Linked DNA regions of Mus musculus: all the other regions are linked to region 4. A link is a loop called in an ENCODE intact Hi-C map of the cell type or tissue named here. Cell type or tissue: heart. All regions are shown on one strand. Region 1 overlaps Pdlim5 (PDZ and LIM domain 5). Region 2 overlaps Pdlim5 (PDZ and LIM domain 5). Region 3 overlaps Pdlim5 (PDZ and LIM domain 5). Region 4 holds the start of Pdlim5 (PDZ and LIM domain 5).

Region 1 (8,000 bases), 100 kb before region 4:
TGTTATCTATTCAGTAACATTCAAATTTACTTCTAGTAGAGATGTGAAACTAATTAGGCATTATAAAGAAGGAGCTAGAACAGCTCAGGGCTAGTCTGCAGAGTGATTACTTAGGACAGTAGCCAGTCTTACCCAAACAAGGGAATACACAATGGCCTAGCTAATAGGTGGGTTTACCATGTAAGAGTTAGGGAATCCCACTGAGAGGAATCTTCACTACAGCCTGGTATAGCAGGCTACATTGTATATTACAAGTTGGTGAATTCTTCTGACAAATGGAGATTCTCCATAGATACTTAAAAGAACAGCCAAGTTACACTCATACAAGAATTTATCAGCCTAGGAAATAGGAGGTTTGTGGTATTGCAATTTTCATGAGAAGGTCTGCTAGAGCAGAACCCCCTGGTGCTAGCTTTCACAAGGCTCAAAGGAGTAGCACAAATTGTGATGAGGGTGTGAAATCCTTACCTGTCATTAGCTGACCTTAGGCAGAGCTGTTTTATCTTTACTGTAAATATTACCTGGTTCCTGTAAGTCCTTCAAAAGTCATTCCTTTGTTTTGTGTCAGGTAACTTCAATGTACATTTCCAGCCTTGACCTCCTACCCCTTTGCTTTCTGTGTTATATAAGACTGGTGTACACTTTGTGACAATACATTCAGATTCTACACAATCTCTTGTGTCGCTTCTGTTTGTCATTCATTCGCCGACTCCTTGTTCACCTGCAACTAGAGACCCATTCTAAGCAGACAGGGACCAAAAAGGGTCTGTGGCAACCCGGGTATTTGGTGATTCAAAATACTGTCAGTGAGGTAACTGATAACAACTGTAGAATGAAGCAAAGAGGAGGCACTGAGACAGGTAACCCAGAGATGAGACCCTGAGACAGTCAGAAGACTGTTAACCATGAACCTTAGTGAGGAAAGTAAGAGATCGATGAATTGCCTTAAGTGGTTTATGCTCAGGAATTTAAATAAATGGGAATCCCTAACTAGTGTCTACTGACCTCAGCCTTCTCTTTCATATGGCATATCATGCTGCCATATATAAGCCACACAGTAAAGTAAAACCCCCTTTGCATTTTTTTTGTCACACTGTATGTTCTTCTACGCTTCCCCAGCATTCTTGTTCTCCTATGATCTAGCCGCTGGAAAGTGAGTGGCACAAAGTAAGGACTTCATAGAGCTTTTGCTGGACTTTTTCTATTCCATGTGAAGGTCTTCTTCTGCCATCCAAGCTCACCCTGAACTATCCATTCTCCTCTCTCACCACCTTATGTAACTACAACTACAGGTGCACGACATTGATATTTGTTCTAGATTACTACTTATAATGCCCAACACAAAGTAAATGCTATAGAAATAGGTGTGATATTGTGTAGAGAATGGCTAGGAATGAAAGTCTATAGAATCTAGATGGAAAAAAGTTTAGATCCATAGTTGGGTGGATTTATGGATGAGGACCCACAGATATGGAGGGTCAAATAAACTAAGTGTGAGCTGGGGCCATTGCTAATCTATGAGGTCTGCAAGAAAAACAAAATGTCCAATGCATAACTTAACAATCTCCCAGCCAAAAGTATATCAATGCACAGTAACTTCTTGGCTGCTTGTTTGTTTGTTTTTCAGGATTGTTATTTATGAAGCTCTTAGAAACCAATGTCAAGAGCTGAAAGGTAATATACCAGGTGATATTTAGTAGTGCTGCACTTGTGTGCCAACAGATTTAGGAGCTACAAGAAATCAGAGTGGGGGTGGGGGGTGATGGATGAGAAGGTCTATGAAACACTGTCTTTTGGGTATGACTGCATTTCATAAGGTTTACTTTCAAGCATCTTGCTCTTAAAACACAAAGGAAGAATCTTCCTCTGTATCAGGTGTTACAGAAGAGTCAAATATGTTGGTTTCAGCTGCGCATAGATACATTAAACTTCCTATTTCTTATTCTCTAGAATTGGTCCAATTTCATAAATTCCCAATATATGTTTGAAGGATGGACTGGTAATAGATGCATATCTTCACAATACATGCTAAATTAGGGGGCAGGGTTGCGGAGGTCTCCACCCAAGTCAATGGTTGATCCTTTAAGCATATGATTTGCTTAAATTACAATAAATACATGTCACTCATTAATTCTGTACAGAGGTCTTAAGACCTTTTCTTTGATGATTTGTTGAAATTACTATTCCCATCAACCATTTGAAATCCATGCTATGGTTAAATGTGACCTAACTCTTGAGAACTCATTCTGGGTCTTTTCAATTCTGCTCACTTGTCTTATCTCATCTTATTAGTCATGTGCTTAGGAATGCCAGCTAGAGGCTAAATAAACGGCTTAAAGGGTAAAAGTGCTCGCCACAGAAGTTTGAGTAAGTATTAGAATCCCAAGACTGCAAAAGCTAACATGCCAAGAGTGATAATCTCTACTCTCTTTAGGGAGATGGGAGACAAAGACAGGGGAACTCCTAGAAACCCACAAGACAGCTAGCCTACCATTTGTAGTAAAAAAAAATAAGCAAAAGAAATTGTCTCAAACAAGATGTAAAGAAAAGAGCAGTACCAAAGGTTGTCACCTGATCTATGCACGCACACCATGGCACGAAAGTGACCAAATTCACACACATATGTGAACGCATACATATACACATCACGTGCTCTTTCCTCTCCCACCTCCCACTCTCAGAATGTCATCTAGATTTTCATGCCAAGTGCGCTCAAATTTAAACTAGTTTATTTAAAAGTAAACCTTTCCTTTAAAAAAAAAAAGGAAAAAGAATATTTTCCTCTTCTTATTCTTGTTTCTTTCCCATTCTTCAGCTTAAAAAATGTAGACAATGCTCCTTAGCAATCACTGAGTAAAATATGACTAGAGACAAAAATAAAACTGATTCAAAGAGTTTAGAATCCGTTTATATGTGAGCATCAATTCCTTCCAGAGGCAAGTAAATCAAAACCCTTTCAGTGTGTGCTTCTCAAGTCCAGTTAGTTTTGCTTCATTATATATTTCAACAATAACAAAAAAATCTCACAATAACCACTGAAAACACTGCTCCTTTCTTCCGCCTTTTTAACGCCCCAAATTAATGCTGCTTGGTAGTTTTATTTATTTAGATAGACGTGTGTTCTTCTTAGTCTGTATCAGAAACTTGACACAGCCAAGACAGAGCCTCAGTTAAAGAAGCGGCCTGTGGCAATGCCTGTGATGAACTATCTTTACTGAGATTCGCGGAGGACAGCCCAGCCAACTGCAGGCCGTATCAGCCCCGGGCAGGTGCATCTGGGCACAGTTCCTCTTTGGTTTCTGCTTCAACTTCTTCCTTGACTTCCTGCCTAGAATTCCCTCGGGGATGCACTGAGCCCTGGAAAGCATAAGCCAAATCAACCCTTTCCTCCCAAGTTGCCCTTGGTCAGGGTGTTTACCACAGCAACAGAAAGCAATCTAGATCAAGGTTCACTTTCTTAACATCATGTGCTATGCTTACAATTTCCTTTATAAGAGCTACTAACATTTGCCTCCTTTCATGCGGCTTGATACCCTGATTTTTACTCTGTCTAAACATGTTCCTTTTCCATAATAAAGTTTCAAATTGCCTACTCTCTAACCAATGCATACAAGGCTCTGAAGTTGTAAAATCTTCCAAAATTTCACTCTCAGTTTCCTTCTTATGAATTGCTAGACACTACCGTAATAAAAAATCAAGTACATGAAAAAACAGTTACCTCAAAATGTCCCCAGAATTATCCACCTTTATTTAGTGTGTTCTGTCCAAAGCAGTAAGGTCAGCCACCAACAGAACAATTAATTACACACATGGGACCGGTGAGATGAGCGCCTAGCATTAAGGCAGACACGGGGGGAGCTCAACAAACACCTTCCAATAGATACTGAAATGGAGATACGGAAGGGAATGCTGGGACAAGGTGAGACAGGCTTTGAGATACTTGTAATTTATCAAGTTGTTTAAGAAAATAGAAATTAAGTTGTTATAATATCCTTCCCATCCTTTACTTTTAATCATGCAAATGTATTAACTTTATTTCTTTTATAAGATTAAATAAGAAAAACATCTTTATATAAACATAAAAGCAGAATAACAGTTTTCTGAAATATCAATGTAGTTGAAATATGTGAAATTAACTAGACTAAAAAGAGGTCAAACAAAATCTTCATCATGGTGAAACTGCCTATTATCAATGCTACTAAGTATTACAAGTTGTAATTTGTTTTATGGTAGAAAAAAATTAGCCTGCAGGAATCTTGTTTGATACTGCATTTTTGAACAGACAATAACAACATTGTGTTTATTCTGTGAAGGGAGGTGTGGAAGAAGTTAACTCGAGCAGCATCATAACATTTACCAATCTGACAAGTGTGCCCAAGTTCTAGGCATATATTATGTGTGGACTCTATAAATAAATCGAGTCTACATATTAAAATGCTGATTCTTCTAATAAAGAACTTTATAAAATGTAATAAGCCACAAATAATTCGACAAAGTCATAAAGCAGTTTTTAAAGTATACAGAGAACAACGTATATATACATAAAAATACAGAGTAACTATGAACTGCCAGAACAACTCAAGTGTAATAATTACTTATGCTCAGTAGATGGCGACAGCTGCATTAGTCACAAACACACTGTTGATAGACCATAGACTAATGTACCAACAGAGCTTTAAGGGAGGTCACGTACAAATACTCTGTATGCATTAGACACAAATGACTTGCTCATGTACTCGTATTTGAACTGTGACTCTTTTCCAGATTGTCATATGGACTACATAGGAATGCTAGGGGATTCTAGCTATTTTCAGAATTATTTTATAAATTTAGACTGATGTAGGGGGTTCTGGTGTTCTATCCTTTAGATTTAAGTGTGAGTGTCAACTGATCTCATAACAAATATCGGATGGGGAACAATTCTCACTTCCTCTGCAGAGCTTATGAAATAGCAGTTCAGGGTAACAAACATGCTTAACTAGCGTGCACCGTTGTGTATGTGCAGGATATGCACATATGGGTACATGCACGAGCTAGTGGAGTCCAGAAGTCAGCAGTGGTGTCTTGTTCTGTCACCTTCCACCTTAATCTTAGGCTGAGCTCTCGCTGAGCCCACAGCTCACCCACTGGGCAAGCCTAGCAGAGCAACAAGCCCTGGGACTCTTGTCTCCAACGCACTAGCACACAGGACGGGCTTGTTACATGTATTTGGGGTTAAACTCAGGTCCTCATGCTTGCAAGGGCAAGGACTTTATTGATAGAACCATCTGCCCAGGCCCTGTGTGTGTGTGTCTTGATAAATATGTTTCTGAAGTAGAACAATAAAAAAAGACATGAAATCGGCCAGAAAGTTTTTTCTAACTTTTATGGGCTCATATTTATTTGCCTATGAAAAATTTAAAAAAAATAACATGCAAAAGAATATATTAGGGAAATCTCCTGCAGTTTGTTTCTAAATTGTTGATGAATATGTAAATATGACAGGTCTCTATTCAGAAGTAACTTAGATGCATTCTTCCAGTGGAAAACCCCACGCTTATAAGGCAGGAATCATTGGCATCACGTGTATTCTTCACTCCATGAGTATTTTACCTTCAAAAGGTAAAACTGGAGATTCCAGTTTGAAACTTTTCACAAACACTAACCATTTTAATTCTTTAATTATTTGAAAACTGGAAAACCACATCTTGTGTTATAATTCTCTGTGTTCTTACGTGTGATGTGTACATGTGTGTATATGATTTGTGTGCATTGATTGCATCATGTAAATGTATGGGTGTGTGCACCTATGCACACTCATGTGGAGGCCAGAGGAGGATGCAGACTGTCTCCCACATACCACTCTCCTCACTGCCATGAGAAGCATCTCTCACTGAATCAGAAGTTCACCATCTTGTTAGCCCAGCTGTCCACGGAGCTCCCAGGATCCATCTTTCCTTGCGCCAGTGCTGAAGTTACAGGCATGGACAGTCATGCCTGAATTTCTCTTGTCTTTGAGTGCTGGAGACCAAGCTCAGGTCCTCACACTTACAGAGCAAGTGCTCTCACCTGCTGAGCCACCGTCTCAGCACCATGTTATAATTCTTCATCACAAAATACTAAAACTCCATCCTCTGTTGTGGACAAAGGGTAAAAGACTGACGAACTATGCTTGATCCTAACAAGTTTAAGCAATTTCTCTTGCTCAAGTAAAATGCTAGATTATATTTATTTACATATAAACTGCATACTATTAATACTCCTTTTAGTAGAAAAAAGGATATCATGAAGAGCACCCCTTAATTTTAAATAAGTGTTATCGTGTTTGACAAAATTATATATTTTACATATAAATGTTTTAAGGAAGTAATTTTTTCAAAGTTTCAATGGCTTGCCATAATTTTCTATCCTGGTACATACTCATTCACCACCACCATCACCATCATCACCACCATCACCATCATCACCATCATCACCATCCTTTCTATTTATACTGTGTTACTAACACGATGGTTCTTAGTTTATTTATTGTATTTGTAGCTCTAGAGACCAAACCCAGGACTTAACACATACAAAACAAGGACTCTAAGTACATCTTGGCCCTGCTGTTGCCTTTTAAAGTCCATGATATAAAGTAGATTCTCTAACATGAATGGCAAATGATTTGTTTCTTTTCCCAATCAGAGCTCTAAGTGTCTCATGTATTTGTTTCAAAGCTTAATTGTTTTCTCGACCCATTAGACACCAGAATGCCTACAAAAGCATCACATAAACGCACGCACACACACACACACACACACACACACACACACACAAACACACACTAAAAAGCAAAGGCTGCTTTAATGACGCAAACAAACAAAACACTTTCATACCTGTTTTATGAACAGATAAATTTAGTAGAAAAGTATCAACTACAGGCAAATGCGTGGTCGGAAGTACTGCAATTTTCCTTTCAAAAACAAAATAGATTTACCAGAAGACCCAGCAATACCACTCTTGGGAATATACCCAAGATGCCCCACCATGCCACAGGGGCACATGTTTGACTATGTTCATAGTGGCCTTATTTGTGATAGCCAGAAGCTAGAAACAACCCAGATGTCCCACAACAGAAGAATGGATACAGAAAATGTAGTTCATTTACACAATGGAGTACTACTCAGCTATTAAGAATGAGGACACCCTGACTTTTGTAGGCAAATGGATGGAACTAGAAAATATCATCCTGAGTGAGGTAACTCAGACCCAAAAGGACAAGCATAGTATGTATTCACTAATAAGTGGATATTAGCCAAAATAAATAAATAGAGAGAGAGAGAGAGAGAGAGAGAGAGAGAGAGAGAGAGAGAGAGAGAGAGAAAGAAAGAAAGAAAGAAAGAAAGAAAGAAAGAAAGAAAGAAAGAAAGAAAGAAAAGAGGGAGGGAGGGAGGGAGGGAGGGAGGGAGGGAGGGAGGGAAGAAAGGAAGAAAGGAAAGAAAGGAAGAAAGGAAGAAAGGAAGAAAGGAAGAAAGGAAGAAAGGAAGAAAGGAAGAAAGAAAAGTACTTAATACTCAAGACACAGTCCACAGAACTCAAAAAAGTCAACAAGCTGAAGGGCCCATGTGAGGACGCCTCTGTCCCACTTGGGAGAAAGAAGAAAGCAATCACAAGTGGGGAGGGAGGGAGGGACTTGGGAAGGAAAGTGGGCGTGGGGGGGTGTAGTGAGGGGTAGAGAAGAACCTGATCTGGTATTGGGTGAGGAAAGAGGACTGAAGCCCTGAGGGTCAGCAAAAAAAAAAAATAATGGAAACAGGCAACTTCGGGAGGTAGGAGTTTGGGGGTACCCTCCAGAATGCACCAGAGACCTGGGAAATGAGAGACTCTCAGAACTCAAAGTGAGAGACCTTAAATGAAATGCCCGACAGTAGGGAGAGGGAACTTATAAAGCCCACCTCCAGCAGGAAGACAGGACATCAAGTGAGGGAGGGGGTTGCCATCCCACAGTCAATACTCTGGCCCATATTTGTTCCTGTCTGAAA
Region 2 (8,000 bases), 49 kb before region 4:
ACCCTGTCTCAAAAACAAACAAACAAACAACAAAAAAAAACAAACAAACAAACAAAAAAAAGAAAATGAAATATATACCAACATTAGACAGTATTAGACAGTATTTGAAATCTGGAAAAGAGTTATTATTCTCTATTTTAGTAGGTTGGAGATTTAAGTTCTACTTTAAGAGAGGATGTGAACTCTACCTTATCTTTCAAATACAAAAATCCTTAGTTTTTAGAATAAATTTTATAACTAAAAATATTCTCAGATAATAAAACCACATGGGACTAATAAGTAATTCATTATTTTAAACCTGGCATATATAACATAATTCCAGTAAAGCTAAAGGCTCTGGAAAGTCCCTTGCATTCATTGTAACAGGATGAATTTCACAGGAAAACACTGCTAGAAATGTCAGCCCAATGAGTCAAGATAAAGGGAACTCAATATAAAACAGGAATTTAAATAAGGATGGTCAACTGAGTGCTTAATGCAGTATAAAAACAGATCCTTACTGAATTACTCAAAAAAAGTCTCTATTGATTTCTGAAAAAATGTTAATAGGGATCACTGGAGAAACAAAAGTAATTATGGAAAAGAACCACAGCTATTAAGCCACGAATCCGTAAAGCTGACTTTTTTGAAAATGGAGGCACTTTTAGACAACAAATTTGACAGTATAAATACTCTGCCCCACATGTGTTAAACACAGCCAATCACTGCCATTTACTTTTCAACTTCTATAAAGCCTGAGCTATTGCAATCTTGAGAGTAGAAGAGCAACAGCAGCCACTGGGGAACAGTTGGGAAGAGCTTGAATCTCAACCCTTTCAAGGTTCCTAAGCTATGGGCAAGCATGTTGATTTGGAACTCAAATGAGACTGCTGCCATTAAACACAGAAGAATGGCCAGTCTGTCTCACTACTAACTTCCCATGAACTGTCCTTAAGTTTATCAGGCAATAGCAGCAAAAACTACTATTATTTTAAAGCATGACATGTTCTGCAACTCAAGGCAGTAAGTATGTAGTGCGGACCTTCTGTTTAATCCAGGATGGCAGGCATGAAACGCTCCTTTCCACACAGTAAAGATGGAAACGCTCATTTCACCTTAAAACTCTAATGAGATTTTTCTCAATTTTAAATTATAACAAGAACTAAGTTAATTTGGTAGAATCCAGTGTTATGGAATACCCCTTTTAATCTGCTGATAAGTACATTCAGCCAGGAGAGTATTTCCATGTTTCTCTCCTCCAAGTGTTCTGTCTTTGTCTTTTTATGACACAGGTCTATGACTTCCTAGCACACTCTTCTCCACTCTCCTTAGCACTGGCTGCTCTTCCAGAAGTCCAGAGTTCAACTTCCAGCAACCATTTGGTGGCTCACAACCATCTATAATAGAATCTGATGCTATCTTCTGGTGTGTGTGAAGACAGCTACTGTGTACTCATATAAAAATAAATGAATAAATAAAAATAAATAAATAATTTTTTAAAAATTTTGTTTTTTAACAAATCCTAAGTTTCTTAAAGGAAAAGATTATAAACCACTATCTACCCCTTAAGGTGCTACTCGTCATAAGGTAAAGCTAATGAAAAAGTGCATTCTTATGATCACCGATATTTCCCAACTAAACATTAGTATTAATAGTACTGCTGATGAGCACTGGATTTTAAAACAAAATTCTTTCTAAACATTTCATAAAATCATGGTTCAAAAATTAGAATGTTACTTGATTTCAATGTTACCTAGAAATTTACTTTAAAGGAAACACAAATGAATTAGAAGGAATTAAGTCATTTTCTTTTTGTTGCTCTTTCTGACGTGAGCGCAGTGAAACAGAACTGTAACTCTACTGTTCTTCTAATGAGAACAAGGTCTTTGCAGAATAAACAAGTGTGTACTGGTTCCTCTTTGCATCACAATTTTTCCTACCAGATGGCACATAAATCACTGGTGAAGACAATTATGAATCAGAGCAGTAGTGAATAAGAAGTAGACAGGATGCTGTAACCATTACACTCTTTGGGAAAAGTTTTAATTACAAAAGCCATTTATATAAATTTTTGGAGAGGAAACTAGGACAGGAGATAGCATTTGAAATGTAAATAAAGAAAATATCTAATAAAGCCATTTATTTGAAAATTAAAGAATCCTATCATCTAATGCTTGTGTCTTTCTTCCTCAGCCAAATTCTCTTTCATTTTCTGTTTTCCTGCAGTCACACCCAGTACTGTTTCCAAGGGACAAAACAAATATGATTTCCTTGTAATTTCACAATGGATACCACATTAACACTGTTCTATTGAAGCCAGAGAAAAGCAGAGAAAAATACCTGAATTTCTTTATAGGCCTTTTATATACATTTCATTATAGTACATTATTATAACCCTTCACAACAGGCACTGTGTTGCTCATTTACAAATGAAAAACAAGTCTTAAAACACATTATTTCCTAGGGTTTTCCCCTAGAAGTTTATAATAACATTGAAATATTTTCTCCCCTTTCTGAAGTATAAATGACTACAGGTTTAGAACAACTGCACATTTTCAAGATGTGAAGTTCATGTTTACCAGGTTTATTCATGGTCAAAGTATTATTGACAATTCAACAAATGAAATATATTGAACTTTAATTTCTAACAATATTTACCACTACTGAATTAAAGGGAGAGATATGCAAGACAGATACTTTTCTAGTCATATTAAGCAAAATAAAGATTGTTTTTAATTTTTGAATAAAGAGCTACTTATAACTACATACAAGAAGCTTAATTTAAAAAAAAAACTAAGTTCAAACTTTAATTCAGAAATAATAATTTAGCAGAACAGTCAACCTGGGAAATTAAGTAGTATTCCAAAATGGACAACCAAATAATTACCCAGCAGCCACCTTCAGTGGCTCACTAGCCTATTTGTAGTATCTTTCTTTCTTTTTTTAAATAAATTTATTTATTTATTTATTTATTTATTTATTTATTTATTTATTTATTTGGTTTTTTGAGACAGGGTTTCTCTGTATAGCCCTGACTATCCTTGAACTCACTTTGTAGACCAGGCCGGCCTCGAACTCTGAAATCCGCCTGCCTCTGCCTCCTAAGTACTGGGATTAAAGGCGTGCGCCACCACGCCCGGTTTGTAGTGTCTTTCTGAGCACAAAGAAAATGAATGGGTCCTAATCTCTTAAGAGAATACAGAGAGGTGAGAGAAACTGAAAAGTACTCTTTTCAGAGATCCACGAGCTTTCAAGTCCAGGCTGTTCCTACCGTGCTTCTACACCATCTTTAAAAAAGTATACTCGCAGAAGTCATCTAGTCATCAAGCTCTCTGCTATAACAGGAAAAGTAGACAGCCAGACCTGGCTACATGCCTGCAGTCCCAGAAGACTAAGGCAGGCAGAGCTGAGGCACAGTCTTTTGCTGGGCCAATCATATGAACTCTAAACTATGAGAAGTGGGCATTCTAACCCCAACCTCTATTGGACTGACTTAGCATTAAGTGTTGTATGTAAAGTTATTCACAAAACAAACATGCTTAAACCCTAATTCTAACCCACACATGCTTACACAGCACTTCCAGTGAGGGTAGTGGTAGGTGGAGATATAATCAGAAAGGCCTTCTGAAAGATAGCTATCTTTCAAGTTAAGAATTAAAACCCAGAGCCAACAAGGGCAAGTTGTAGAACAGGTATAAAAAGACACGTGAAAGGACAAGAGGGAAGCAAGGTGCTCAGTATGATGTGCAGCTCCAGTTACTGGAAAAAAAAAAGATATCTTTAATTCAATTACTGCAGATACAGAACTGAGAACATCTGATCTTAAAAACAAACCCGTCTCCATGCTCTTAGAGAAAGAAATGTAGAGCTGAGCCCAGATGGCTTTCAGTACTAGGGCATTAAGCAATCCGGTAAAACAAAACAGAAGATGACTAATAGCTTCGGTCTGGTTCAAGACCACTTTCTCTTTTTTTTCAATGTGCCTGTTAAATTATTCCAATCTGCCATTCATTAATAGTAGTTACTGGACCTCTGGCAATTTTTGGTTTGTATTGTTTTGTTTTTCGAAGAATATAGACAGAGGAGGCAGAAAAAGAAAAGTACATCAATATTTTTCAAAACTCTGGCCTTCTAGACCTTTCATTTCCAATCACATCAAGTGATTCACATAAGCTAAGTGAAACTTGAAGAAGAAAAACAGGAGGGAAAAAAAAAAAAAAACAGAAATGTCACCACTAATGAAAGACCAGAAAGAACAAAAAAGCCATACATAAATGTTCTGTGACTCCAACAGGCCTAATTTAAAAATAACAAACAAGGATAAAAGTGTTTGCTACTCCAATGATGAAGCACTATCTGCATATCTATCTGACGTACCTTTCACCTGAAAGTCACTTTGCTAAACTGGCACAGTGTAGGATGGCGCCAATGAAAAACGTCCAATTTCCTGATTCTCAAAGCCAAGATAAGCAAACGAAGTTGGTTTGATCTAGTGGCAAACTCGAGGGAACTTACCCTTTACAGCTGAAAAACCAGAACAAGAACCAGACTTTTCACTGAAAAGATTGGATTTTGAAATCAAATATGATCTCATGTTATAGTCAAGAAAACTAAGGCACGGAAATTTAGTGACCTTCCCTAAATCATATAAGTTAGTAGCAGGTTTGTTAATAATGCCCATGTGGAGAATTATTAAAATGTGGACCTGCTGAAAGTCTTACTCATAGAAACTAGCTTTATTTTAGCCAATAATTACTAAAAAGCACTAGAGAGTAATTTTCTTCATTCATTGGCTGAAATGATGTAATTTCTAATATTAAGCATTTTGACTTAGATAAAAATCATAAGCAAAATGGATTTGGTATTTAAAAATAATCACCTCTATTTACCTGATTATCCTAATTGGAGAAGTAATTAGAATTTCTCATAGTACAGTTGTAGCAATCTTAGAAATAGTTTAAGTCACACGAATAAATGAATGAATGAATAACCCAATTCTGGAAAAGAATATAATAGAAAAGAAAATTTCTCACTAATTTATTCATTTCTACCTATAGTAGAACAAGAATTGAGTCTGACTATTTTAAGTTATTAGAGAAGTAAAACTAATGTGTTACTTACTATGTGTTGCAAAACGAGACAAGATATGGATTAACAGCCGCAGAACAATCTTACCAAACAAAAAACCTTATCTTATTTTTCTAAATTTTATTATATAATTGAGTTTGAATTTTATAATGAAATTACATTTTAAAAATACACTTTAAAAATTAGTGGATTTATAATTATTTATGGCAAAAATTGCATTTTTATTGTGATCTCTCTCTTAGATACTTCTCACACACACACACACACACACACACTTGGAACTTGGACACGGCTAAACAGAGAGGCATGGTCCATCCTTATTTTACTAGGCTCTCTTTCTAATAAGAAAGCCATTGATCGCCCACACTCTGTTCTAGCAATATAACTTTCCAAAGGTTTCTTTTCCCCTACAGGATAAGGAAATTTAAATTACATTAGCAAACTCATAATGACCCCCAAAGCCCTACAGGTGCTATCCACCTCTGCCCCTCTATGCGCTCTGACTCTGCCTTGGACCACCCTGCTTCAGAAGCTCTTGTCCCTCTGCTCAAGTGCCCAGGAAGCTGATAAAGCGTTCCTTACCTCTGCTGTAGAATAACGATACTGGCATCTGCACTTCCTGTGTCCCCTAAATGCTTTCTTTTCTCTGGTGGCACTTACTGCCATCAACACATCTACACTCAGTTTCTGTCTGTCTACCCACTGACAGAAATGTGAGGGAGGAGATGGGTTTGGTCTGCTCTGTTCACTGTTTTGTTTTCAGCATAGAAACAATGCTTGTCTCACAGCAAAGTTCAATAAATATTTCTGAAATACAAATTCTAAATTCGGTAAGTACTGTTGACATACCAAATGATTACTCTGCATATTAAAAACATAAAACTATACAACAGATTCTATGAAATGCAAATAGTACCGAAAGCTTGGTCTTGCTTTCACAAAGCCTAGGTCAGTGGTTCTTAGAATGTAGGTTACAACCCCTTTAGGGGCTGCATATCAGATATTTGCATTACAGTTCATAATAATAGCAAAGTAACAGTTAGGAAGTAACAACAAAATAATTTTATGGTCGGGGAGTCACCACAGCATGAGGAACTGTATTAAAGGATCGCAGCATAGGAAGGCTGAGGACCACGCCTAGGCAAAGAAAGAATACTAAAATACATGAGATAATTATCTTAATAACAGGCAGCACTAGGTGTGATTATTAACTAATTAGGTATATTTGTAAGTGACTCATGAAATTAGCCTGGATATTTTACATTATACCTAGCATGTAATTAAGTGCTGCAATGAGTATCATATACTGTCTCCTTCAAGTTCAGAGAGGGAAAGTGAATAACGTGCAGCAAGAGAAAGAACCTAAGGACAAACTGTGTAACATAGTGTTTTGAAAACTTGACACAAACTGGAAAGAGGAAAATTTCAGCTAAGGAACTGCCTCTGGGGTGGTCTGAATGAAACTGGCCCCCATAATCTCTTAAGGAGAGGCACTATTTGGGATAAGTGTGGCCTTGTTTGAGGAAGTATGTCACTGGGGGTGGGTTTTGAGATTTCAAATGTTCAAGCCAGGCCCAAGGTCAGTCACTCTCTTCCTGCTGCTTGCTGATTCAGATGTAGAACTCTCAGCTCCTTCTTGGGCATCATGCCTGCCTGTGTGCTGCCATGCTTCCTTCCATGATGATAATGGAATAAACCTCTGAATTGGAAGTCAGCCTCAATCAAATGTTTTCCTTTATAAGAGTTGTCATGGTTAATAAAACAGTAAGTCAGCCTCCATCAGAGGGCCTGATTAATGATTGAAGTGGGAGGACCCAGCAATTGTGGGCAGTGCTACCCTGGCAGGTGGCTCTGTTTGCATAAGAAAGCAAACTAAGAGAGCTTTAGGGATAAAGTCCAGAGCAGCATTCCTCCTGGGTTTTTTGTTTCTTGGTTGAGGGAGGCCTTGAGTCTCTGTCCTGACTTCCCTCAGTGACAGACTAACCTGTCAGCCTTCCCTCTCCCAATTTGTTTTAGGTCAATGTTTTGTCACAGCAACAGAAAAGCAAACTAGGACAGCGGGAGATGAGGCTCCAAGAGTGTCCTGTAGCGTGCACTGGCAGCAAACAGACAAAAGGAATCTGATGAGGCAGCACAGAGACAAGTGAGAAACCTCAGTCCAACAGAATGAAGGGCATGAGTGATGAGTAAGGGTAAGCTGAGAGACCAGGACAGCCCAGGAGATCTAGAGCACAACCTTCTAAGTAGAGGCCTCAGGTGTGGGCAAAAATCTCACAATAGGCTGCTGCCAGGCCTGGACCCCAGCAACCCAACCCCTGGGGTTCTCTGAATGGCTGCTCAAAGTCCAGGCCAGAACCAACAGAAACTAAGTCCTAATCACGCTCTCTTCTCCTCTCCCAGTCCCTCCAAGATAGCTAGTCACCAAGGGCTACACAAGCACAACAGGGAAGCAAGTCCAGTTCCCGGGCTCAACGCAAGAACAATGCTGAGCAGCCATTTTTTCCCAAGTTTCCAGCTAGATCCAAGAAGATTGCTATCCCCATGAAATCACATCTTTGCACAAGCTCACCCCCCCCTTCCTAATACTGCTTCATTCAGTCTTGTAAGTAACATTAAAATAAAGACCTTTAATAAGTACTTACAGAAGAATACCACGTATTCTCACATTCTGGTTCTAGGAAAATAGGACTAAGGCAAATCTACATAGAATATCCCATATTCACAAAGAAGACTGTTTATAAGAAAATGATTCCATAGGAAAAGTGCTGTTGTGGGTAATTCAACCTAGGAGGAGAGTTAAGAACAGTCTGATTGGTGAGAAGCAAGAAAACACAATCAATTACACTACTCAAGTTCAGACTGTTTGTTGTGATACAAGGGGAAGAACTGAAGAAGACGAGTCTGTAGAAGAATCAATTCTCCAGTGTAGCATT
Region 3 (8,000 bases), 76 kb before region 4:
AGGAAATCATCACCTGTGATTCCTGGTCCCCTATCTTCAAACTGTGAGCCACAATACACTCTTCCTTCCTAAACTTGTTTTTGCTAATGTGGTGTGTCAGAGCTCTGAGAAAAGTAACTACTATATCATACGAAAGTCTAAGTTCAATTAATTCACCAGGTTAACACTTTGACTAAAAGCAACCCCGTGTCCTGTTTACATCCATATGTCAGTGCAACACCATCAGGTAATACATTACTAGTAATGAATGTACAAGGGAAAGTCTGACAAAACTCCAGGCATGTGACGACTACTTGTATTCAAGTGGATTGTTACTTTTAACCTGTTCTTATTTTTGTCTGTGTGCCTTTTTTGGTATGGTGCTCTATACAGTAACAATAATTGGTTTAGAGCAACTATCTCTTACAAAATAAAGCTATGATTATCTTTACCTTTCAAAACAGGAGCTACAAAGATCAAGTAAATTGCTTAGGATTAGAGCTGCGCTCCATGCTCCATACTTTATAGTATGGTATGTGTCTCTACTAACAGTTGAGAATTGTTATTTGGTATTGGTCTACAGTAGTTCCTTGATTTTCAGGTGTTCTTTTATGCGTTTAAAGGACTGGTTGAGAACAGTATCCATGTAGAGTGTTTGATCAAACTGACCTCCCTTTCCTCCCCTCCTACTCCTTCTCTATTTCCTCACTGTGTGCTATTTTTTAGTATGCCAAAAGCTAGCTAATGCCTCATCAGAGTGGAATTTGAAGAATGTAAGAATGGTAGGTAAATAGTAATTTATAATAATTTTATTATATAAAACATGAAGTTGTTTTATATAGAAAGCAGATCACAAATAACCTAGGACAGTAGGTCTCTGAATAAACATATCCTAGCAATGAATCCTAATTAACATTTTAGCTGCAGCTAAATTTTCCAGTAACAACTAATCTCACTACAAGCACCAACAGAATAGTTGACTAGCCTAAAGAAAGGCCACAGTGGATACTAACACTCAGCTACTATAGTACAGGTTATACCCTGTACTGTTGCATAACTTTCCATGTGTTCTCCCAAACAACTTCTCTTTAGCTTGCAGGGTTATTTCAACAAAGAACAAGTTCAAGTCCAGAGCAATGGAATCTTCCTTGGAATTTCATGGTCCACTTTAATCACAAAGGATCTACTCATTAAAACCACCCAAGACATTACTGAAAGGTTGCCAAAATGGAGAAGCCAATATCCTTTTTCATCCGGATGCATTAAGATTCATGGAGCATGTCTAGCAATGTAAACAAAGGTCATGCTATGTGACTGGGGTGTAGTTCAGCTCGCCCACCATGAGCAAGGGCCTGGGTCCAATCCTTAGCATCACAGTGAGCAAGCAAATATCTATGAACAGTTACCAGGCTGCCACACTCAAGATGAATATAGATACCCTACATATATGAAAGCAAATCCCTTCATTTTTACAGAGTTCCCTCTAATCTAAGTAGTGTTAGCAACACAAAGGCACAGAACTATATTTTCACTAATTTTGTTGTCCCACAACTTATTATGTTAACAATGAATCTAAACACTTTATTAAAGTATGTTCTATAAATGTAGTGTTTGAAAAAAATTGAACTTACAGAAAAAAAATCAGAACACAGCCTATTTGCCTTGTGACAAGGCTTCACAAGAAGATAAGCATGTTAGGAAGGCTGGCAACATGTACTCAAAGATCCCAGGGTGGGTCCATTACACAAACATCTTACTGTGTGGAAAAATAGATGGGCGTATAATTACAAGCCAAATGAAACAGCTGATATACCACAAAGTGCAATAAACGTCAGCTCCCTTGTTTTAAACACTAAGCACAAAATGAACCACAGAATTATTATATTCCGAGAAAAGTTTTCTTATATGCCAATATATTCTAATAGTTCTTATATCCTTAGCATCATGTGACATCTGAGTATTTATTGACGTTCAAATTTTCAGCAAAAATTTGGAATAATCTGTTAAAATGGTTCTGTTAATATGCTTTACTTTGCCTTCCAAGTAAATTTGTAGGTTAGGTCAATAAAGTTTCCCTTTTTTACCCCTAAAATCCTTCTCAAAACAATTTTTCATTTTGACACTGTATGATAAAATGCTTCCTTTAATGTTAGTGATGTACCTAAAAAACACCAATACTGTTAGCAATATTTTAGGAAAGGTTCTATTTAAATGATACTTTTTTTTTCTCTTTCCAGTACCTACTATATACAATGAATATGTGTTTTTTATAATAAGAAAAACTTTCTCAAAGTTTATTTCATAGTGGACTACCTTGTAGAAATTTAAGTAAAGCCTTCTATTATGAAAGATATGTGGAAAAACTTGAAGGTCCAAGTTATACATCATCTCACTCACAAGCCTTAAAATCCCTAAAGGAAGTTCTATAGATTGCCATGCACACATATATGAAAGGCAGACTGTTATTTAGGAATAACTCTCAAGAGTAGAGCTGAGGGTAAGACTTGGGAATCATCATTTAAAATAAATATCTAAAGAATGAATAGATCTTTGCAATGTCTGAAATGTTTACTTAAGTTTCCCAGGAGTAGCAGATAAAATTAAGGGAAAGAAATATAATATGCAACCATAAAACTTTATAGTGAATAATCTAAAAAAATTTGGTTACACAAATTATCTTGTCTCACTAGTACTCTCTTAAACTTTATGTTTAATAAGATACCCAGGGTGCCTTGTATGAAGCATAATTTAATTACGCCAAAAGAAGGAAATTCTATTTCCTTTATCAAATATATCGATGAATATATGCATTCAGTATTGTCTGTGGAGAAAGCCCTAACATAGAAATATGAAAAATAATTTTAAGTTTGACAAACAGTAAGCATTTCCCCTTTTAGCACTGTCACAGATTACCTGGAAAAGAGTAAATTTAAGGCATTTAAACAAATGACTATTTAGAAACTGCAGTATAAGGATTAAAAAACAAATCATAAACTACTGCCTCTCCCTTTGGACAGCAGGGCCCATGAGTTCCTCCTGTGCAGGGTGAGTCTGCTCAGTCTTCCAGTCTGCTGAGGCCCTGACAATGGCACAGTGCCATGGCCCAACAATTGGCGTATTGTTCTCTCTCCTCAGTGGGAAGCCCTGACAAGAGTGAGCCTGGATAGTGAGATACCACTGCCTTAGCTGAGTCTATCCCTGGTATACGCAATGCAAAGAACAAAGCTGTCCCTGTGGCTACAACAAGCTTTTGAAAGCTGTATTTATTAGGTTTTTTTTAGTAAAAGCAGTATCTGAAACAGAAATCCCTGACTCAGTATAACCAGTTCCAGAGCTTCCAGATGAACAGTTGAAAGGAGTTTGCAGTTATAAGAGACCTATTAAAAACCTAGAACTAAAAAAAAATAAAATCTAGAACTGTGGTGTTCTAGTGAGAATAAAGAATATAAAGGAATGATCATAAACTAGCAATAGCTCAGTCATGGATTAGACTCAAAAGAATCTTACAAAACTGCAACTCTCAACACCCAATGGCAGATATTTAAGTCATATTTTTACCTAGAGCATTTTCCAATACTGCTTTTATCTTCAAAAAGTAGCCAATAAGCCAGGCGTGGTGGCGCACGCCTTTAGTCCCAGCTCTCGGGAGGCAGAGGCAGGCGGATTTCTTGAGTTCTTCAAGGCCAGCCTGGTGTACAGAGTGAGTTCCAGGACAGCCAGGGCTACACAGAGAAACCCTGTCTCGAAAAACAAACAAACAAAAAACAAACAAACAAACAAAAAAAGTAGCCAATAAACTTCCATGATAATTCCTTTAAGAACAAGGAATCCGGCACAGAACTATGTGGATAAAGATTAATTTACATTACTTTTGATTGCTGTGTGTCTTCTTAACCCCATCTAACTAAACTTAACTCATAAAACCACTCAGAAAAGATGAGGGAGCTGGTTCATCTTCTATGACGTGAGCTCTAAATTTCCCACAGCATGGCCATCTTTGGACCTCCTGACCTTAGGACCCATAAACACTAAGGCACAGCATTAATCACTCTAATTACAAAGATGTCATTTTATAATAACAAAGCAAGTCCAAACTTGAAGAAAGCAAACATGCAAGAGTGAAAATGGCATCCACTCTTATAGAGTCATCTGTACTTCACTGTCCTCAGACCCTGAGCATTGAACACTTGTGGTCATGCCTCTTTGGCCTTTTATAAATTACTTGAGATTATCTCCTATAAATAAAAGCACAGCATAGTTATGTATCAAACATGAAAACCCTCAGTTCGTCAAAAGCTCACCTTATATATGCTGTGCAAATGCCTCTCTCCCTCTTCACAGCTTTCTTGACTACAGAAGCTATTAAAACACATTGCGGGGGCTGGTGAGATGGCTCAGCAGTTAAGAGCACCAACTGCTCTTCCAAAGGTCCTGAGTTCAAATCCCAGCAGCCACATGGCGGCTCACAACCATCCATAACAAAAAATCTGATGCCCTCTTCTGGAGTGTCTGAAGACAGCTACAGTGTACACACATTAAATAAATAAATAAATCTTTAAAAAAATTTGTTTGGCCTAGAAGGAGCACAAACGTGGATGGACTACGTTTATCATATAGGTATATGCACTGATAAAGAAAGAGGGAACAGGGACATGGCAACTGCTGTGGCCATGTATCTAGGGTCCTGTCCTTGTCCCTGCACATAGCTGGAAATAAGTATGGCTTTGAGATAGCAAGGACAGGAAGCTATAGCAGTTGATAAAAGATTTGAGACCAATTTTAACCAACTAGTTATAAATCAGGCTAGAGAGCTGATGGGTGGATAAGTGGATGGATGGATGGATGCATGAACGGGATGAAGGTAAGGGCAAGGGAGGAAGGAAGTTAATTCAGCTAAGCTCTCAAGCCTAATGATTTTGTTATTTCACCAAGAATAAAAGAAGCCAGGGTTAGTGGTTAGCAGGCTACAATTTAAAAGGCTAAATGTGAATATTAAGGTCAGTATTACTGTGAACTCAAGAGTGACTTAAGGACCTCTGACACACGGTAACACTCAGATTTTCACAAAGAAAGCCTAGATATATCAAAATAATTTGGGCCACTGATAACTTTATCACCAATGTTCTCATTTCCCGCCCTCTGATATGTCAGTCTCAGAACCACCTCTGGACCAAGCCTTTCTTCCTTTCTATATGTGAGGTTCAGTTTACGCAATCTTGGGAAATTCAACCCTATTCTCTGATGAATTTAACTAGCTTCAGTAGCTTTTACATGTCACTTGATAACTCTTACTCTCACACGTTTTACTATTCATGTATATATTAAAGCTATTTTTAATTTATGTGTAAATTTTCACAATGTTCTCTACTTCAGAGGGATAAAAATTATACTTCACATTTCCACAATAATATTTTCCAAAGGTAAAATGAAGGCTCTGTTGGTCATATGCACTCTAATTCAACTATTTGTAGAAAGAGAAAACCTGGACCAATAAGAATAAGTATATTTCAATAAAACTTTATTCATACAAGCAGAGTGTGGACTATTCTCAGATTTTAAGGAACAGTCTGTCAGCTTCCATTTAGACTTGGTGTGTGTATGTATGTGTGTGTGTGTGTGTGTATGTGTGTGTGTGTGTGTGTGTGTGTATGCACACACATGTTTTACACATGGTTTCACAGGTTGGCCTTAAAAGCTCAATCTTCATGCTTCATGTTCTTAAGTTCTGGGATAACTGATGTGTGGCCACAGGTAGTTTACTTTGAAGTTTTGACTTTAACGAACATTTTTGGAGCTAGTCCTACATAACCATGGCTGTTGGGTTTCTAAGATCAGAATCATTCTGCAAATGATAAAAATCACTTTAGAAGGTCCAGTAACTGAAATGTATAGGAAATGATAAACTTTCATGATTCGTCTGTAGGTGGTAGGTACTAGCACGTTAATCCTCTTACCACTCTACTGCAAACTTTCACAGGGCTGGTAAATGAATCTATACTTGAAACCACCATTCATGTGAAATGCACACAAGCAGGCAGTGACTCCAGAAGTCTGGTGAGAGGCAAGTTTAATTTCAGCCTACTTTGAACCTTGCTATCCTGCACCTCAGTTCATTTTGTATACCCTTGTCTTCTACATAGACCCACATACTTCAACTACTAACAACAGTTTAAAGATCTGCTCAGATAACAAATGGGAGAACTCACTGTGTTCTTTCATGGAAATGGTTGCCATCATGACTCCCATGCTTACCACCCAAGTCTACGCTTTATTTGGTATAGCCATAGGCAGTAATGCCTTTATAGTTTATTAAAAACACAGTGGAGAAAAACCCTCCCTTACAGTTTTACAAAGCAGAGAAAACAATTTTATCTTCACATGAAAATAATGTGAAAATAATATTCAACATTAAAAGAAAGAGCTTGCAAAGCAAACAATCTGCTTGTACCAAAGGAAGAGTTCAATTTGAGTTTTTCCAGCTTCCCATCTATTGTCATAGTGCTATAATACTCACATGAAGGGGATAGTTAATATTACAACAGAAAGCATCAATAAAAATATCCATAATGACTTTTACAGACTTAATCAAGGGATAAAGGTAACTAGATGCTCAGAAAAACCTCGGTGAAATCAGTTGCTAGCTGAGGGTCATGAGGTGGCACAGGCAGTCACAATTCATAACTTGAATTCTAGCTTGCTTTTTGTAGGAAAACTCGGTGTCGCAAAAGGATACCAATACTAGTTCTTTGTCCAAACTCTTCTACATTAAGGGCTCTTCTGAGAAGCAGAACAAATCACTAACCAAAGCTGCAAGTTAGATCAACAACAAAGCTCCAGTCCGCTCATTGCTTTGCTAGAGTCTTGGTCACCTGGAGTGTGGCCAAGCTCGCTGGGAGCCTGTGCACCCTGCCCAGCACTAAGGTCAGGACTGTCTGCCGCTTGCTTTCTCCACACACATCCTCTTTGCTATTCTTATCCAGGCAAAACACACTCATTACAAACGTTCATAAAGAAGGTATTTTTAGGTATTTCAGTAATAATTTAAAGGGATAAGCATTCCAGTATTCAACATAACCTTATTAGGCATACATTTGGTCTGCTGGTTTTGTAAAGAATATGCCAACATAAAAAATTTTTATTTGTTAGAGCTCAGCTTTTTGTACTGAATTAACAGTTAAAAAATAATGGGTGAGTTAAAATTTTTGTTTTTAATCTAGAGGTAGACACTCCCATTAAAGGCACTTGAAATGGCAGAATGCAGTGTTTGTAGGCACAGGTAGGCAAGACCATCTTTGCTTAAGTTTTAAGGTCAGTTCTTAATTTTCCTTTATTGGTTAAGAAGTAGAATCTTGTCCAACAACCTCATTATTGAATTTCAAATTAATCCAAGTGATAATAAAATCTAAACCAAACAAACGAAAACTTAGCTGAAATAACAAACACTTTTGAAAATTACTTAGTCTTTTTTGTGATCTATTCATAGTTCTTTGATTACAGAAAAAAATTAAACTCATTTGGTTTTTTACTTATTAGGAAACTTTCTGCTTAAAAACAGGGTTGTTTGTAAAACAACATAGATCTGCTCATACATAATTTAAAATTTTTAGTTGTAAAATTTAGGACAAATCAAAATGCCAAAGCTTTTAAATATTAATGAAGTATTACATTTTCTTTTTAACATATGTCTTCTTAACTCTATCGCCCTTTCCACATTATAGAGAGAATGACAGACAACTGCTAATTAATCACAAAGGACACAAATTCAATAAATGACAAGGTCATCATCCAAATTAACTATGTTTGAGTCTACGTTACCAGGAAGCAATCTAGAATAGTGCTCAACCAGACACTGCTTACAATATAACCATAGAAGCTCAAAACCCAAACTGGTCTATACTGGTTCAGAGAACAATTCCTTTCATGAACAGGTTATGAACAGTTATTCCAACTTCACCATCTATCAAGACCAGTGACAAAAATGTCCCAATGCAACTAATCCAGGGCTCAGAAATAATTGAGTA
Region 4 (8,000 bases):
GATACACACCTCTACTCTCAGCACTGGGGAGGTAGAAGCAGGATGTCTCTGTGAGTTCAAAGCCAGCCTCGTTTACATAGCAAGTTCCAGATCATCCAGAGCTACACAGTGTCAGTCTTGCCCGACTCCCCTCTCTCCTTTTCATTCTCCCTCTCTCTGTGTCTACACACACACACACACACACACACACACAGAGACAGACAGACAGACAGACAGACAGACAGACACACACACACACACACACACACACACACACAATATTCAACTAAATCCCCAACCTGGTAAAAAGACAAATCTCAATTACTCATAGGCTGACCATCTGGCTGCAGAGCCTCACCCTTCTCCTCTCCACAGGCCTATGTAGCTTTTGTTCATCTTACTCCTGACTATTACCGCCACAGAATGTGAGTTGAGGAAATAATGTCCAAACCAGTCATGGTCACTAGTGTTAACAGACAGTTTTTGGAACTGAAAAAAAAAAGGGTCATTAAAACATGATAGTAAAATTCCATAAAAGTACTTATGAAGAAATTGGAGCTCAAAGATTTTTCTCAAACTAGGGGCTATTCCAAACCATAGGACTGGCTCCTCAGTTGGATGTTTTCTATTTTACTCTTGTTACTAGTGGAGAAACTGAAAACAAGCTGAACTAAACAAGCTGTCCTTGTCAAATGCCTTCCCTCTGCATCTCTATTAGACAGCCAAACCTGGTAAGAGGGAAAAAACAAGAACCCCACATGGTAACAAGTTAACACAGGTCAAAAGAGAATAAAAGAACCCCACATGGTAACAAGTTAACACAGGTCAAAAGAGAATTCAAGGATCCACTCCTGCCGTTCCCAGGGCCAGACAGTGAATGAGCATTTGGAGTTACGTCTGTCAAGGTTGCTTACACTAGAGATTGTCAGAGGCATGTTGAAATCCTTGCCACCTTGGAGCCGGAAACCCCAAGGAGCTGGGCCGACCAATGACACACTGTAGTTGCTCATGGTTCCCAGGGTTCAACGTGCAGTTCTAGAAAATGAAAGAAACTGCAAAAGAAAATTAGATAGTTAATAAAAATGATTATTAAAAACCCCAATTTCATATATCAATGCATTTTCTATAAAGTCAACAAAACTGTTCAGGTTTTTTTAACTGTTCAGGTTTTTGGAGTGGGGTGAAAAGATATACAGGTCATATCTAGCAAACTATTCATTTCAGTGGAGGAAAAGGAATTGATGAGCTAATTAACACTCAGTTTCAAACTTATGCCAATCTCCTATCAGGATGGACGTTTAGACATCTGCCCAGCTCCTACATTGATTGCAAAAACAAATTTGGTGGATTCTCACATAAGAATTTTTATTGGAGGAAATACATACCAGATCAGAATAAGATTTCAATTGTAATTAAGGCAATTTTCCTATTCTCTCCATTTCATGCTTCCTACAGCCAACAAGATCCCTTTTATCTCACTTCCTTCAATCATGTCAACATATAAAAGGGACTGCAGATCTGCTGGCTCTGTTCATGAATTCTAAACAATAAATTATTTTAAACTGAGATTAATTATTCTAATTCTAATTTAGAACCCTAACTCCTAGCCTCCTCTATAGGAACATGGTATTTTCCACAGTTAAGGAAACTTCATACTCAGCACATTATCCCTGAAATCACTTTTCTTTAGGAACTAGATTTCCTAAGCTAGCGTTGCTTCATCCTCAGTGGATCAGGTGTCTACATACTCTGGTGTGGTGGAACAGAAGTTTAGGTGGAGTTTAAAGGTGGAAAAGTATGTCAAGGAAGGAAAGATAAGGTTGCTGACGTAATAGTTCAGAATTTCTAAGTATGAAGTATGTCTGAAACTGGGTTTTTGTTTATCTAGTTGTTTGTTTATGGGGCTGGGAAGTGAACCTAAAGCCTTATTTTTCTTTCATATAGGCAATGAAGGGCTAAATTCTAGAACAGGTGGTATTTTAGTCTAAATTCTTGTTTTCCAGCAAAGCAAAGACTAAGCCTTCCCAAGACAGTAAATGAGGCTCTACTAACCATAACTGAAATACAAGGTTAACCTTAATGAAACTAAATTGGAGCCTTAGAAAATGACCATGATGCACTGTTTTGCTTTTATATTTTTCTTTTTTGTCCTGTCTTGCTGTACTTAGGCTCATAATGACTTCAGGATAGTTTTTTTTTTGGGGGGGGGGGGTTGTTTTGTTTTGCCTTGACTTTAATGTATTTTCTTTCTTTTTTATTTATTAATTTATTTTTACACTCCAGATTTTATAACCAACCCCCTTTCCCCCCTCTGTCGTCCACCCTCCAATTCTTAACTGTTCCACATCCCTTACCTCCTCCCCAACCCCCCCTCCATCCCCCCCCCTCCACAAGGATGTCCCCACCCCCCACCTCCCACCCCACCTGATCTCTAATTCCCTCGGGCCTCCAGTCTCTTGATGGTTAGGTGCATCAACTCTGATTGAACACAAACCTGGCAGTTCTCTGCTATATATGTGTTGGGGACCTCATATCAGCTGGTGTATGCTGCCTGTTTGGTGGTCCAGTGAGTAGCTTTTAAAAGCTCAAATTGACTTGAGTGTCCTACTTGTAATTAGGAGGCATTGGGAATAGTGAACATTGTTCTCTCTTTAAAAAGAATATTAAGGATATATAGTACTTCCATCTAAAAATATGGCAGGTACATCACTGTAATACTTTAAAGACACTTGTCAAAACAAAGCTTTAGAGATAGAAATATATCTCAGTGGTAGAGAGTCTGTGTAGCATTCACGAGGTCTTGGGTCTAATTCTCAGCTTATATATAGTTCTCTGAGAAATATATATAGCATATATAGTGTATTAAAGCAGCTGATTTAAAAGACGAAAAATCAGACTTCATCTTTTAAATCATCTACTCCAACGTCGATCCTGACACGTCAAGTTGTCAAGTTCAGCAGCACATGTACCACTGAGGAGAATGCAAATGAATGCCTTCTTCTCAAGAAGGGAAAGTGAGGCAACACTTCAAAGGAAATCTAGTTCCTACAGAAAAATTAGTTTCGGGAATATGTACACTGCAAAGCTTTTAAGACGGCATAATAGTACTAACCTACCGTTTAGTAACATATCTTTGGTACCGCAGTAGTAAGCAGTGGCTATACAAAAAGACCCAGAGGAAGCCAAATGGCAGGTGAGAACCAAATGGTAGCGAGCTAATAACAAGCCACACACCACTGCCGTGGCGCTAGAGGATCTCCTGAAGGCCAGTAGAGGCAGTCTTGATAGTGCCACACGGGACAAAGAAATCAGTAAACCCACTGACAGTCCACAGGCCACTCTCCTTTTTTAATCTTTAACTGTGCCAAGGGAAGAATGTGAAAGTTACGCTAACGGTACTCTGGCTCCATTTTTCCCTAGGAGAGAATGTATTGTACTTGTGTGTCATCCCACATCCATGTCACTTCCCTTTTCTTAGGGACTCCCTTCCTGATTTCTCCGATTTGTTATTAACATTTCTAGCACTAGCCAAGTCAGCCAAACCACAACACCGGTCTCTTCTCTAAATTCCCTTTCTGCTAGCTTCGCTTGGAATTCATTTGTCTGAAAATATTCTGATCCTTAAGCAACGGCAATATTTTTATTGGCTTTTTCCAAGTCTCCCCCATGTGGTTATTAGTGCCCAAATGCTAAAATACCAACCAAGCAGGCAGGAAATAACAGCTTATTCTGCTTTCAAACATGTAAAAACGTTGGAATTTCTGTAGAGCTTTGGATTTTCTTTTAGGGACAGCATAAATAATACCTTCCATCTACTGCTAGTGAGGGAGGCTAAAAGTGGTTTCCCACACTTGTGTGCGAGTTTCCTTGGTGTGCGTAACCGGGAGAGACCTACAAGTGAGGAGCCCTTCAATTAAGACAACCTAGAGATTCTTTCTCCCCTTCCTGAGATAGAATGGTGGGAGGACTAAAGCACTAAGGCTGAGGGATGAGACGTTTCCCAGCTTGGGTTCACGCCTAGCCCTGTTGGCCAAATAAGGTTCCCCAGCTAGCAGTTTCCGTAGCAGGCGGGTTCAGACGTCCTCGGGTCAAGAAGGCGGACCTGGGATAGGATCTGGCGATCACACCCTAGACCTGCCCAGCCCAGTCACGAATTTTCTTTCCAAGTTCTGCCCAGTCCATACGCCCTTCCTCTTTCCACTCATTGTCAAACGGGGCTGAAGCTCAGTCTGACCCAAGCCCCAAGTATACACCAGTTTCATAAAAACTGGCGACCGCGACTGATCTAAGTGGGCTTTCCTTCTGGACGCACCGACGTGTAACCCTCACAGGTTACACAACTGCACATATTTCAGGGAGGGGGAAATACACGCTTCTCCGTAGCCTGGGAGCCAGCAAACAAAACTGCGCCGCTTTCCCGTGCAGGCGCACACTCTCGGCTCGCCGGAGCTTCCCTGGGGGCTGGCGCGCCCCAGGCCGAGGTGCTGCCCTTCGCCGCCTGCCCTCCGGCTCGGCGGGCGCCCCCTGGTGCGCCCGGCTCTCCGGAGCGCCGGTCCCCGAGAGCCCCGGCTCCGGGCGCTCAGTCCCGCCGCGCGCCGCCCTGCCCCGGGCGCTTCTCACACCTCGGCGCGCACCGGGAGCACCTGAGGAGCAGCGGCTCCCGGGGACACGCTCGCCCCGTCCTCCTCTCGTCCCGCGCCCCTCCACGCGCCGCACCCCGTCACCCGCTTCTCCTCCTGTTCCCTCGCGGACCAGGACGTGCTCCTCCGCCTCCCGCGGCCACTCACCTCCTGACCGGCGCGGCGCACCCTCCGCCTCAGACCAGCGCTGACAAGTGGCTCGCGGTGCCTGCGCCGTCCCTCTCAAGCCGGTGGGGAACTTCCGCCTCCGCGCTCGCCCCGCCTCGCCCCAAGGCTGGCCACGCCCCTCCCCTAATGGTCACGCCCCCATGGTCCGGGCTGGGCGGGGCCACGTCGCTCAGGGCTTAGAAGGCAGTGGAGTCTCCCTGTTGTGCTCTGTGACTTGCTGGGACCGGCTGCCGCCGCCACAAAAAACAATTGCCCCTGTGGAGTTTCGGTGGGCGTAGTCTCCGGGGTGTAGTCTTGGACTGGTACCTGGCAAAGATCTAGCCTTCCGCTTCTCTGTTTTGTATTTCGGCGTTTTTCACTCTGCAGAAACTTGAATTGACCCGCAGTTGGTCTGGCTGAAAATAGAAAAGGGCTTTAGCTAAATCTCTGCCGGTGCAAGTTCAGCGACTACCGCCTGCTTTTGTGAAAGACCTCTGTATACTCTCGAGAAGTGCAAACTCTGAAGTTTGCTTGTCAGGAAGGTGAAAATCGCTAACCCTAATATGCAGAAGTTAAATCTGTCGTCAAGCTAAAGGACAGCCATACAAAGCAGTGGCCAAAAGTGATTCAGCCACTGTATCCTCAGCTTATTTTTCTAATTCCAAATTAACAGCACATTTACCTACTTCTGTAAAGTTGTTTGGTTTTGCCCAGAGAATTTATTCACAAGCAAACGTTAGTAATGTTTAACGAATACTCGAAAAGAAACTTTTAAAATATTAAAAGCACAAGTGTTAACCAAGTGGTGTATCAAACAAAAATAAACCTCAACCGAAGTCCCTGAGTCTGGAGTCTGCTCTAGAGGTACAAGCAAACTCCTAAAGTAGGTTCAAAGTTGTTCAAATAGTAGCCACTGGCCACATATGTCTATTTAACTCATTGTAAAAATGTTTTATATCATTGTTATGAATCTAAATTTATACATGAGTAGGATAGGATTTCCATTAAATAGAAGCTTCAGTAGGACTACATTTCACTGTACAGTTGGATGTTTAGTGGCCAAGTTGACATATATGGACCAGGTTTTTAAAATGTTATAAATTTAAAAAATAGGTATGTTGATTATATGTTGATATTATCTGCCTATTTAAAACATTATTACAACTTATTTTCATTTTTTAATGTATATACTAGAAAGTTTAACATGGATGTGACTTGCATATTTTGTTGGCCAGTTGTTGATTGTATTACATTCTAAAAGGAAAACTAGTTTGCAGGGAAGAATTTTTCTAATGTGGGATTTGTCTAGTGTGTTTTAGGGTTCTGTTTCATAGATCATTCCAAAGTAAATGGTTAAGAATGGTTACATGTAAACAGATATCCCCTGCAAAGCAAAGAGTCAGCCTTACAGTTGCCTTCATAGGATGAATACCAGCCTTAGTCACAATGTTTACAAATGAAAGTTGCAACAGATTCTATAACACATGATAGACAGTTCCACTTGTGACAAGTCACTTGCCTGTGTTACCTTATAACGTTCTTCTCTTCACCCCCTCATCTGCTTGGTGCTGATACAGTAAAAATCAAACTAGATCAATGCTATTTCATTACCAAGGTTTGAACCATAGCATCAGAGAATCAGCATCCTGAGATGATGAGGAAAGAGCTGAGAGTAGATAGGGTGGCCCAAATGTACCTTAAGTTTTAGTCCTAATTGCAAACCAGGCCTTCAACCTTCTCCCTTCCCACTCCAGTCCAAAGCCTGGGAACTATCAGCAGGTTAAGTAACTGCTTAATTCTTGCATGAATTGTTACTTATCCAGTTGTCCTCTTGGAAAGTAGCCTTTTCCTGGGTCCCATCAAAACTTAGAATCCTTAGATATGCCTCCCAAAATCATACTTTTAAACAAACACTACCTGTTCCATTTCCAGGAAATTGTTAAACTTTAGCTCCAAGATTATTCCCCAATCTAGGTCTATCTTGGTATCACAGAGGGCCCATCTGACATGTGTGAGGGCCTCATTCTCTCCTCAATACCACCACTAACATTACCTCAGCCTCTATCACCATCACTATTACTACCACCTCTGCCAACATCAACATCACCTCTACCACCACCGCTGTCTCTACCTCCACCACCGACAACACCACCATCACCATCATCGCCACCATCACCACCATCATCATAACCACCACCACCACCACCACCACCACTACCATCACCACCAAAGGCACCACACACACAAAAAAAGAAAAACTCACAAAGCTATTTCCCTAGACATGGTCTTGGACTCCAGTTAACGGCATACAGTTTTTAGGTGAGAAACACTGTTGATTCACCTTGAAGAGAATCATAATTACTAATAACTGTGAGGTTATCAAATGATCTATATTGCTTCATACCAACTATATTACTTTATTGGTTCCAGGCTGCCTTCCAATACCAGAAAGCATCGTGCAAAATTCCCAAGGAGGAGAGCAACCTGCAACCCTAGCCAGCTATGATGCCAATGAGCAACAACCAGCATGTTATGTTGCCCTTAAGGTTATGACGCACATACCTCGGTGGTAACCAACAGCTCCCTAATCATACTTAAGACCCAATAAGTCTGGTACCAGAAACCTAGCTAACTACCCAAGGCTAGTGAAGTCATGGATCTTGGAGAAGAACCTACCACCCCCACTTGACTAAAACAGCACAATACCTAACTACACTATAAATATTTACCCTTATACCCATAGACAATGTTTCTTACCCCATCAAGGAAAGTTTCCTTTGCAACAGATGAAGACCATTACAGAAAACCACAACTGATCAAAACTCAGAGTTGTGGAGCCCATTCTAATTGATAAAATTACAACATAACCCCTGCACTTTAGACTCGGGGATCATTGAGGAAGGGAGCAGAAACATGTAAGAGCCCAAAGAAGAGGAAGTTTGCTTTAAGACTTTGTCTCCTAGAAGCTACATTTATGAAGACTCACTAACATGGCTGCCTAAACATGACCTAAATAAGGATGGCAACAATAGACATGGTAACATGAAAGTGGAAAAACATCCAAGGCCCCTTAACCTAAGACAAGGAAGTATAGGCAACTAAGGAACCCTCAGACCAGGAGAAATAATTTTCCCCAGGGAAGAGCACCCTGATTGATTAACCAATACCCAATGGTCAGCTCTTAAAACATATTAAAAGAGACTATAAATTTGAATGAGACCAAGTTGGAGTATT

Evidence for each region. Hi-C counts contacts between places; a loop is a spot of excess contacts. Peaks named below come from ENCODE experiments on the same cell type or tissue, not always from the same donor. Only the 100,000 strongest peaks of a DNase experiment are listed, where the experiment ranks them.
Region 1: a loop joins it to region 4, with 4 times the contacts of the local background. A loop is called at or near these places in 11 of 42 quality-filtered maps.
Region 2: a loop joins it to region 4, with 3 times the contacts of the local background. A loop is called at or near these places in 4 of 42 quality-filtered maps.
Region 3: it touches region 4 in a loop (4-fold over the local background); 11 of 42 quality-filtered maps call a loop at or near these places.

The regions. Positions count from the first base shown.
Region 1 is chr3:142,290,429-142,298,428 of GRCm38, forward strand. The region is part of intron 7 of Pdlim5 (PDZ and LIM domain 5); the gene reads right to left. Among named protein-coding and RNA genes, the nearest start is that of Pdlim5, 100 kb to the right of the region's middle. In heart, a CTCF peak has its summit at 4,608 (motif pointing right); no DNase peak of the experiment used is centred here.
Region 2 is chr3:142,342,048-142,350,047 of GRCm38, forward strand. The region is part of intron 3 of Pdlim5 (PDZ and LIM domain 5); the gene reads right to left. Among named protein-coding and RNA genes, the nearest start is that of Pdlim5, 50 kb to the right of the region's middle. In heart, no CTCF peak of the experiment used is centred here; a DNase peak (open chromatin) is centred at 3,334.
Region 3 is chr3:142,315,247-142,323,246 of GRCm38, forward strand. All of the region lies in intron 3 of Pdlim5 (PDZ and LIM domain 5), which reads right to left. Among named protein-coding and RNA genes, the nearest start is that of Pdlim5, 76 kb to the right of the region's middle. In heart, no CTCF peak of the experiment used is centred here; DNase peaks (open chromatin) are centred at 3,075 and 6,875.
Region 4 is chr3:142,390,820-142,398,819 of GRCm38, forward strand. Pdlim5 (PDZ and LIM domain 5) reads right to left here and starts at 4,877. Exons shown (of 13, transcript NM_019808.3): 1 at 4,767-4,877; 2 at 894-1,031. The coding sequence starts at 989. In heart, CTCF peaks have their summits at 3,246 and 4,486 (motif pointing left); DNase peaks (open chromatin) are centred at 3,292, 4,082 and 4,902; H3K4me3 peaks cover 3,448 bases; H3K27ac peaks cover 3,460 bases.